2 separate regions of the Homo sapiens genome follow, and region 2 is linked to region 1. Evidence: chromatin contacts called from ENCODE Hi-C or POLR2A ChIA-PET data. All regions are on one chromosome and are shown on one strand. The core of a region is the stretch at or near the end of the contact, and the rest is flanking DNA. Distances in the headings are between cores, read along the strand shown.

Region 1 (4,410 bases), core at 1,175-3,674:
CTTTCTTTTCCTGCTTTTGGGTCTTTGCTCTTGCTGATCCCTTTATCAGGAACTTCCCTCACCTCTACCTCCACTTGTCCAAATGCTACCAATTCTTCCAGGATCTGTTCATGCTCCTTTACCCTCACTGCAGCCATCCTGAACCCTTCTCCCCACCTTGGGGAGTATCTGCTTGTTCTTCCCTGGTGCTCATGGCATTTGGTTTATTGTGCTAATCAGAGCGCTCATCATCCACTGACTGGTATTACACAGTTACTTGTGTATCTGTCCTAGGCCCTTACCTACTTATCTCCAACCTAAAGGCATGTCTATTATTTCTGCATCTCAAATAGAAGCAGACACAGTTAATGCAAAACCATATTATTGAATAAGTGCTCAGTAATGATGACTATTATGCACTTGAGACTGGAGACCTAGGACAGAGACAGGAGCATATCTGGATTTAAATCCCAGTTCTACTGTATGTTAGCTGTGTAACCCTGGGCAACTTTATTTATTAATAATAAAGTATGTGAGCAATCTTATATCACTGTACAGAGTGCTCATATATGTTATCCAGCTTAATTCCTAGAACAACCCTGTGTGAGAAGAACTACTGAGTGCTGACACTAGTCATAGTGCTAGACTCATAGCTGAATTCAGATTCCAAATTAAGTAGCCTGATTGTAGATACAACCATTCACATGCGAACATTTTGCTTTTTTCCTGGCTCAGCACTGCCAGTACTGCTTCTTTGAGGTACAATTATGCCCATTTTACAGATGAGAAAACTGAGACTTAGAAAGCTTAAATAATTTGTCAGTATTGTAAAACTACCTATCTTTGTTATCAGAGAAACATGACTGTGACCAACCTAGGTATATACAATTTTCCACAGCCATGTGAAAGTTTTATGACTCTTTAACATTTCTGGTTGTCTGCTATGCTCGGTGCATTGGGCTGGCTGGACCTTGTATATGTTGGGAAGAAGGAGGACTTACAAAGACTAAGATACAGTCTTTGCTTCCAAGAGGTAAATAAAAAACAACTAAAATATTCTATCATCCACACCTATTCCCTCTCCCTTCTTTTTTCAGCATGTTACTGGATGCTGCCTCTTTATCCATCTGCCCTGGTGGAGATCTTGAGGTTACAGGAATAGCCAAGAGAGACACAGGCAGAGTTAAGTCCAAAGCAGTCAGCAAAGGTGGGGAGACATAGATGGGTCCAGGTGGTAAGTAGGATTGGCCTTGTTATTGGAAGCTGAATGTAGTTACTGGACTTGGAGATTTCGGTTTCTAGAGAAGACAGCAGCTCTCCATGCCCAGTTTAATACTGTGGATTAGCGTGGGAGTGGCCCCAGACCCACAGGCAGAAAAGGCCAATGGTCAGAGTGGAGATCCTCAGGACACTCCAGGTGTCTGAGGGAACGTAGGTTTATCCCTCTTTATTACTAAGTGGATTGCTGCTCCCCCTTGCAGGCCAAAGCATGAATACTGGACATAGCCCACATCGAGGGTAGAGAACTTGGTTTTGGCTCTCAAGTCGACCACTCATCAGCAGATGACTGTGAGCAAGTCACTTCCTCCCTCCAAGACTCCATTTCTACAGGGATTCCATAAAATGGGCATAAGAATTTTCACTGTGCTCGTATGGACTGGATTAGGCCATCATGTGCATTAACACACTTGGCTGTGAGCACTAGGTGCAGCCAAGATGCTGATGGGAAAGAAAAGTCTAGGTTTTGCCCCCTGCGTCGTTCCTCGTGACAGGATTATGCTGAGGGAGGGCACATTAGATTGACTCACACATACTGAAATGGTCATAGTTATTGAGGTTACCCAGTTTCCAGGCCTGAACTAGTAAACCCAGCAATGAGAATCAGCCAGCATTAGCAAGTTTTCCGTGTGGGAGTGGGGTGGGGGTGGGGACTGGAGGGAGCAGGCGCTGAACCAGGAAAGGAGGAGGATGCTCATCATTGGCTAAAGATCCATGCCTGGAAATTAACGGCGTTAAAGTGAGACTTGCTTCAGGTTCCAACCCGGTAAGGCAAATGGAGAGGCTGTCAGGAGACCAGAAGTTTACCTCAGCTATTGCACCGACGCACCACGTGCTCTGGTGCACATCCACCGCCTCTTCCTGCCTCAGTTTCTCCTTTTGTAAAACAACAGCTTGTAAAGGCCTGGGGATCTTCTCATCCACGGGAGTTTTCTAAGGATGCAGGCGAAAGAGGTAGGAAAAGTACTCTGTCTCTGTCCTGGGTGTTCGGGATCAAGGCCTTTTGAACCAATTCCGGAATCCGCCACCGGGCGGTGGTAGGAGAGAGCCAGAGGATTCGTCAGTAAGTGTGCGTGCGTGACAGAGGGCTTTTAAATAGATCGCTTTGTATCTAGCACGGTAGCACCTGCTTCTAAGCTTCCAACGGCAGCTCGAGCAACGCGATCATTCAGAAGCGGCCGCTTTCCATTCACGTCTATAATTAGCGCGCAGGCTGCAGCTCAGGCTCGAGCTGCAAAGCGGGGCGGCGGCCTTGTGGGCGGGGCCACCACCTCCTAGCCCCGCCCCCTTCGAATTCCACCTTCCCAGCCCTTCCCAGCCAGGAGCCTCCTGCAGCCTCCTCCCCACCCCCACTGTCTGTCCTCGCCCTGGTTCTGGGCTTCGCTCTCGGCGCTCCAGGATTCCTGGACGACAGGGCCCAATCGTACCCTCACTCTGGGATCACTCTTGTGCAGTAAATAAGCACCTTGAAAGATGCATTCCAGGAGGGCAGCTATATTTAGAGTGGCATCCTCCTCTCCTCCCCGCACGCTCCTGCGTCCCGCCCTCTCCCCTCCCCGCCCCGCTCCCCGATGCCCCTCCCAGCCACCTCTCCCTCTTTGTCGCATTACATAGTAATCTGAGATGCACTGGATGTGCTCCAGGGAACAGAATGTACTTGGCAGAGACGCGGGGCTTGATGTCTGCAAAATGTCGGAAACGCAGCCAAGAGCTGCTAACTGGGTCATTAACCTCCAAAAGCAAAGCGAGGACTGTAAGGCCCGCTCTGCCTCCCTTCATCTCGCCAATAAAAGTGCCTCAGTGTGAGGGGGAAGAAAAAGCCCAAGGTTGACTGCTTTGATTTCTAGGCACCAAAGGCAGGCCCGTCCTCTCGTCCTGGCCCAGGCCCCAGCCCCTCCGGGCCAGCCCCTGCGCCACATCAGAGTTTACAAGTGACCTTTGAAAGGCTCAGCAACCCCGCAGGGCCATGCTTGCGCCTCAGCAAAGAAGTTACCCAGCAGCCGTTCCCTACCGCACAGCCTTGGACACATTTTCTTGGGTCCAGGAGGAGTTAAGGGAGTGGGGGTGAGTAGGGGTGAAAGGAGAAGGTTCCAGGTCCTTCACCTACAGTGAAGGGCTCTGCTGTCTCTCCCCTCCTCTGCTTCTCTCCCTCTTTTTCCTCCCCCTCCTCTTTCTTCTTTCTTGTCTTCCTCCTCTCCCTCTTCCACTTCTTTCTGAGAGCAGGCTTTGAGGTAGGTTCATGAATACATGGCCTGGGTCCAGGGGATTTGCATTCAAGCCGCTTGCAGCTCTGTTACTTGCTATGTGACCTTGGGTGAGTCACTCATTTCTCTGCTTTTAAATTCCCTTCTTCTCCATTGTTCACCACAATAACACCTTCCTGACATACATCACAAAACAGTGAGGCCAAATGAGAAAGTCTTTCCCTGACCGCCTTGTCTTTCACCCCTCTGAAAGCCCTGAGGTCCAAAGTGCCTCTGGCCTTGTGTGTACTCCTGGAAAATAGGAATACAAGTGGTCTCACCAGAAAGATTCAAACGTTTGAATGTTTTCAAGGGGATAGCCCCTAAAATCCACCCTCTTCAAGTTTTCTAGCCCTGTGAGGTTGCCAAACAGACACTTCCCCCTAATGCTCCAACCCACTTCTCCAGTGGCTAGAGAGAGAAAGTGACCGGTACAGAAACCAGAAGAGGTTGTGCAGTTCCTCAAATGAGACTCCCTTCCTTGTTGGAGGGAAGACAGTCAGCCTGGTAAGACTAGCAGCAGCCCACGAGATGTGGGTCTGAGCAGTCTCAACAAAAGTCCAGGATGAGGAGAATGGAGATTTGTGCAGCCATGCTGATAAGAGGAGGAAAGCTCGCTCCTGGTGCTCTCTAGGAAATTAGAACCAAGCCCAGCCTGGCATCAGCACCCTTCCTGCCTCATCTCTCGTTGGTCTTACCACTCCTTCCATGGCAGCCACATCAGATGGGTTCTGGCTGGTCGCGGTGCTCCATGGACGCCTCCTGCTTTCCTGCCACTTGGGCCTTGGCTGAGATGTCTTAAAAAATTTTTTAAACTCATCAGAATTTGATGGCCTCTATTTGGCCTATCTCTGCCACACATTCAAATCTTTCACATCCCTCAAAACCCAGCTTCAATGCCATCTCCTCT
Region 2 (4,233 bases), core at 105-2,604, 170 kb before region 1:
GATACAAACAGAAGGCTGCTCATTCATTTTTCAAAAAGACTTTTTTTTTTTTGCAATGGAGTTTGCAAAGTGATTTTGCAATGGATTTTGCAAAAAAAATGGATGCCATTTTTTTTAAATAAGTGTAATTCCAATGATGGGAAATTTACTAGCTCTCAAGGCAGCTTTTCCTTGTGTTGAAATCTCTAAAGGTTAAAAAGTTACTTTTTGGAAAGAAGTCTATTTCCTTACAACATGTTTTCATTGGTCCATAGAGAAGACAGCTAATACATCTTCCACTTGGCAGCCTTTTAAGTATTTGAAGAAAATTCTCAAGTCCATCTGAATCTTCTGTTTTGGCTAACTTCTAGTTCCTTCATCCATTTCCAACCTAAATTTGAGCCTAACGAACAGATTTCTTCTTTCTTATTTAAATATATATATATATGAGGAAATAAAGGCACAGAGGGCTTAAGGGAGTTGCCCAAGAACATAGAGCTGGTTGGATGACTGGAATGTAAGGCTGTGTGGCTCTAAACCTTGTCATTTAGACTAGAACACCTATACGTCAGTTAGCTTCCTGCCACTTCTTGTTTTCTGCCTGGATAGGACTTTATAAAGAGTTTGGAAGAAGGGAGAGTTCCGACGAGGTACAGAAATCAGAACTTCCCCTTCTTCCAAACTATATACAAATAATCAGTTAATCAGATTAAAGGACTCTTAGTAACATTGAAATCAAACCTTTGTGTTTCCAGGAGCTCTGAGAACAACAATTTTTTTGGAGCATTGCAATCTCTTGAGTATCCAAAATGATTCTGTAATGATGTCTGTGAGGTCAGAATTGGAGCAGCAAATGGAATTCCTTTAAGGGCTTCCCATCAATGGACAGCTGATTCCAGAAATGGAGGAGGCACAGTTTGTATCCAAATTCATAAGCACAAGTGGGAGAAATTAGGCTTTGGTAAAGAGGGTGACATTCCCAAAGGAATCATCTGTGAAGTTGGGGAAGGAATTCAAGCTCAGGGCTGCTGTTCTCTACCAGGTTCTTCAGCCAGCTGGACATGCTCCCCAGGTTTCTACTCAGTCTGGAATGTTAGTAAAAGTCCACTTCCTCTCCTTGTTTCTCCCTTCTAGTGAAAACGTTCCTCTTCTCTACCTTCCTGACCTCAAGACCATTGTTCCACACATCCCCCCTCAGGATCCCACCCCGCCATTCTCATTCTCATTACATTGTTTCTGGATCCATGTCTTTATCAGATGCAGCCCACTGTCCCTTTCAGAAGATGCCAGAAAATTTACATATGTGATCAAATGTTCCCATCACAACAGTTCTTTCCAGTAATCCCAGTGCTGGGCAGCTGATTCCAGTAATGGAGGAGACACTTTCAGCTATTAGGCAATGGATCACACTTTCAAAGGAGATTGAGCAATCTCCTCATCAAGTTGTACTTAGAGCACAAATCTGGTGCCAAAAGGCACTACCGGATTCAGACTGACAGCACTGAGAGTTTTGAGTGAAAGGGAAGTTAGACTGGTGTTATGTGTATTCACTGGGAGGAACTCACCGGGAGAAATAAAGAGGGTTTCCAGTTTATTCATTGTGTAAAGCGGCTATAATAGTATTTATAGGGGTTTTGTGAATGTCAAATAAAATTATATTTGGAACAGTGGCTAGTGCCATAAGTAGGACTTAACCTTTAGCAATATGTACTACATTAAAAGGAAGGTGGACACATGAGTGATCTCTAGCATTTTGTGACTGGAAGGAAAGAGACTGGATGACCACTCTTCAGAGATGCTATGGACAGTACTTTTGTCAAGGACTGGGAGTGGAGAAAATGACTTATAGTGGTCTTTCCAACATGAAGTTTGTATTAATCCGTTTTCACACTGTGAGGAAGAAATACCTGATACTGGGCAATTATAAAGAAAAGAGGTTTAATTGGCTCACAGTTCCACACGGCTGGGGAGGCGTCAGGAAACTTACAATCATGGTGGAAGGCACCTCTTCACAGGGTGGCAGGAGAGAGAATGAGAGACAAGCAAAAAAGGAAAAGCCCTTTATAAAACTATCACCCCCTGCCTCGGTGCGGTCGCTCACACCTGTAATCCCAGCACTTTGGGAGGCCGAGGTGGGTGGATCACGAGGTCAGGAGATCGAGATCATCCTGGCTAACACGGTGAAACCCCATCTCTACTAAAAAAAAAAAAATACAAAAAAATTAGCCGGACATGGTGGCGGGTGCCTGTAGTCCCAGCTACTCAGGAGGCTGAGGCAGGAGAATCACTTGAACCCGGGAGGCGGACGTTGCAGTGAGCTGAGATCATGCCACTGCACTCCAGCCTGGGCGACAGAGCAAGACTCCGTCTCAAAAAAAAAAAAAAAAAATCTATCACCCCCCTTGATTCACTTACCTCCCACTGTGTCCCTTCTACTTCACGTGGGGATTATGGGAACTACAATTCAAGATGAGATTTGGGTGGGGACACAGCCAAACCATATCACACATGAAACACAGAAAAAGGACATCTTTTTACATGGATCTTCTGATATGCTTGTACCAAAGCCCACAGTATATCCTGTCTTCTTGAAAGAGTATCATAGTTATTCATTTGCCTTGGATGGAAATAATGTTGTAATACCAGTTAATACTTTTTTCAACTAAAGGGAATTTGGCTTCATCTCCAGTTGCAAATTCACATCAGGAAATATCAAATCCAAAGATCAAAACTCAGTATCTCATCACTTTCAGGACCATCCTTGCCACTTGTCTCAGGCATCATGTACCTGGAAGCTGAAAAGCAATGTACAGAACCTTTGAATTGGAGAGATATCAATTTGAACCCAGATCCTGCTACTTCCTACATTGTGAAAGGGATCAAGTTTCTTTAGTTCTCTAAAGCAAAGGTTTTTCATCTATAAAAGGAGGTTAATAAAAGGGAATACTTATCATGTTGAATTAATGGGAATATTAAATGAGTTTATGTGGTTTAATTGCCTAGCACAGTATCTGCCTCCTAAGATATGTTTAATAAATGCTAACTGTGACTATAGAGATTTACCCTGAAGATACCTGTCATGTCATGCCTTCTCTGTCAAATAGATCATGAATGCAGTTCCTAGCCTCTCTCTCCTGTTATACCCTCCTAGCAATATTCTGATGCAGATGAACCCAGCCACTTGTCTTTTGCTTGCCAGAACAGCTGAATGTTGCTGGGAAAAAAAAAAACAAAACACAGCCGGGCATAATCATATCATTATAAGTTGTGACCAGCCTTGACCTGCGCCTTGACCCCACCCACAGCCTACATTCTTACACCCTGCTCTCAACTGTTTCAGACATTCTCTACTGTGACTTCTATCTCCCTTCCCCACTCCTTCCTTCTCAAGGGATGCCCTGGCCTCATTCTTCATAGTGAAAATGAAAGCTGCCAGAAGAAACTCTTTCAGCTTCTGCTCTCAAATCTGTGCCCATCCTTTCTGTCCCTTAGTGCCTATCAGATTATCAGTTGCCAATTGGTCTCCATGTATCTCTGGTCCCTTTTTCCCCTGTCTTCTGAGTGCCCTGGCTCCATGGATCATCCATTCTTTATCCTACCCAATGGGATTCTTCTCGTCAACATCCATTTGTGCCCCAGCTTGGCCCATATTTTCCCTCCATTGACTCCACAGCTCTCTGTAGCTATTGCTTTATCCCTTCCTTCACAGCCAAACTCTGGAAAGTTGGATATTAGAAATGCTGTCTCCACACTATTCACAATAGCAAAGACATGGAATCAACTTAAATGCCCATCAGCGACAGACTGGATAAAGAAAATGTGGTACATATACCCCACAGAATACTAAGCAGCCATAAAAAAGAATGAGATCATGTATTTTGCAGGAACATGGATGGAGCTAGAGGCCATTATCCTTAGCAAAGTAATGCAGGAATAGAAAAACTAATGCTGCTTGTTCTCATTTATAAGTGAGAGCTGAATGATGAGAACACGTGGACACAAATAAGGAAACAACAAGCACTGGGATCTACTTGAGGGTGGAGGGGGAGAGGAGGGAGAGGAATGAAGATAGCTGTTGGGTACTGGGCTTCATACCTGAGTGGTGAAATAATCTGTACAACAAACCCCCATGACATGAGTTTGCCTATGTGACTAAACCTTCACATATACCCCTGAACCTAAAATAAAAGTTTTTTTTAAAAAAAGAAAAAAAAATCCTGCCTCCATTTTTCTATCAAGTATTCTGCCTGCTAC

The links. Hi-C counts contacts between places; a loop is a spot of excess contacts on that map. ChIA-PET counts read pairs that join two places held with the same protein, here RNA polymerase II (POLR2A). Pooled maps may share reads with other maps.
Region 2: a map of heart right ventricle shows a loop between it and region 1 (4-fold over the local background). The contact joins the enhancer-like site here to the promoter of TPRG1-AS1 in region 1. A Hi-C loop is called at or near these places in 14 of 168 maps with a recorded cell type or tissue (CD14-positive monocyte, IMR-90, ascending aorta and 11 more) and 22 of 50 pooled maps. POLR2A ChIA-PET finds 5 or more read pairs at or near these places in 6 of 52 experiments (AG04449, H1, MCF 10A and 2 more).

Annotation. Positions count from the first base shown.
Region 1 is chr3:188,945,215-188,949,624 of GRCh38, forward strand. It overlaps TPRG1-AS1 (TPRG1 antisense RNA 1), which reads right to left and starts at 2,425. Exons shown (of 2, transcript NR_046873.1): 1 at 2,065-2,425.
Region 2 is chr3:188,779,542-188,783,774 of GRCh38, forward strand. All of the region lies in intron 9 of LPP (LIM domain containing preferred translocation partner in lipoma), which reads left to right. Among named protein-coding and RNA genes, the nearest start is that of MIR28, 93 kb to the left of the region's middle. Within about 2 kb of position 1,355, at least 11 of the 41 ENCODE cell types and tissues checked have a DNase peak (open chromatin) inside an H3K27ac peak, as active enhancers do; they include CD14-positive monocyte, ascending aorta, gastrocnemius medialis and 2 more, where a contact is called at or near this core.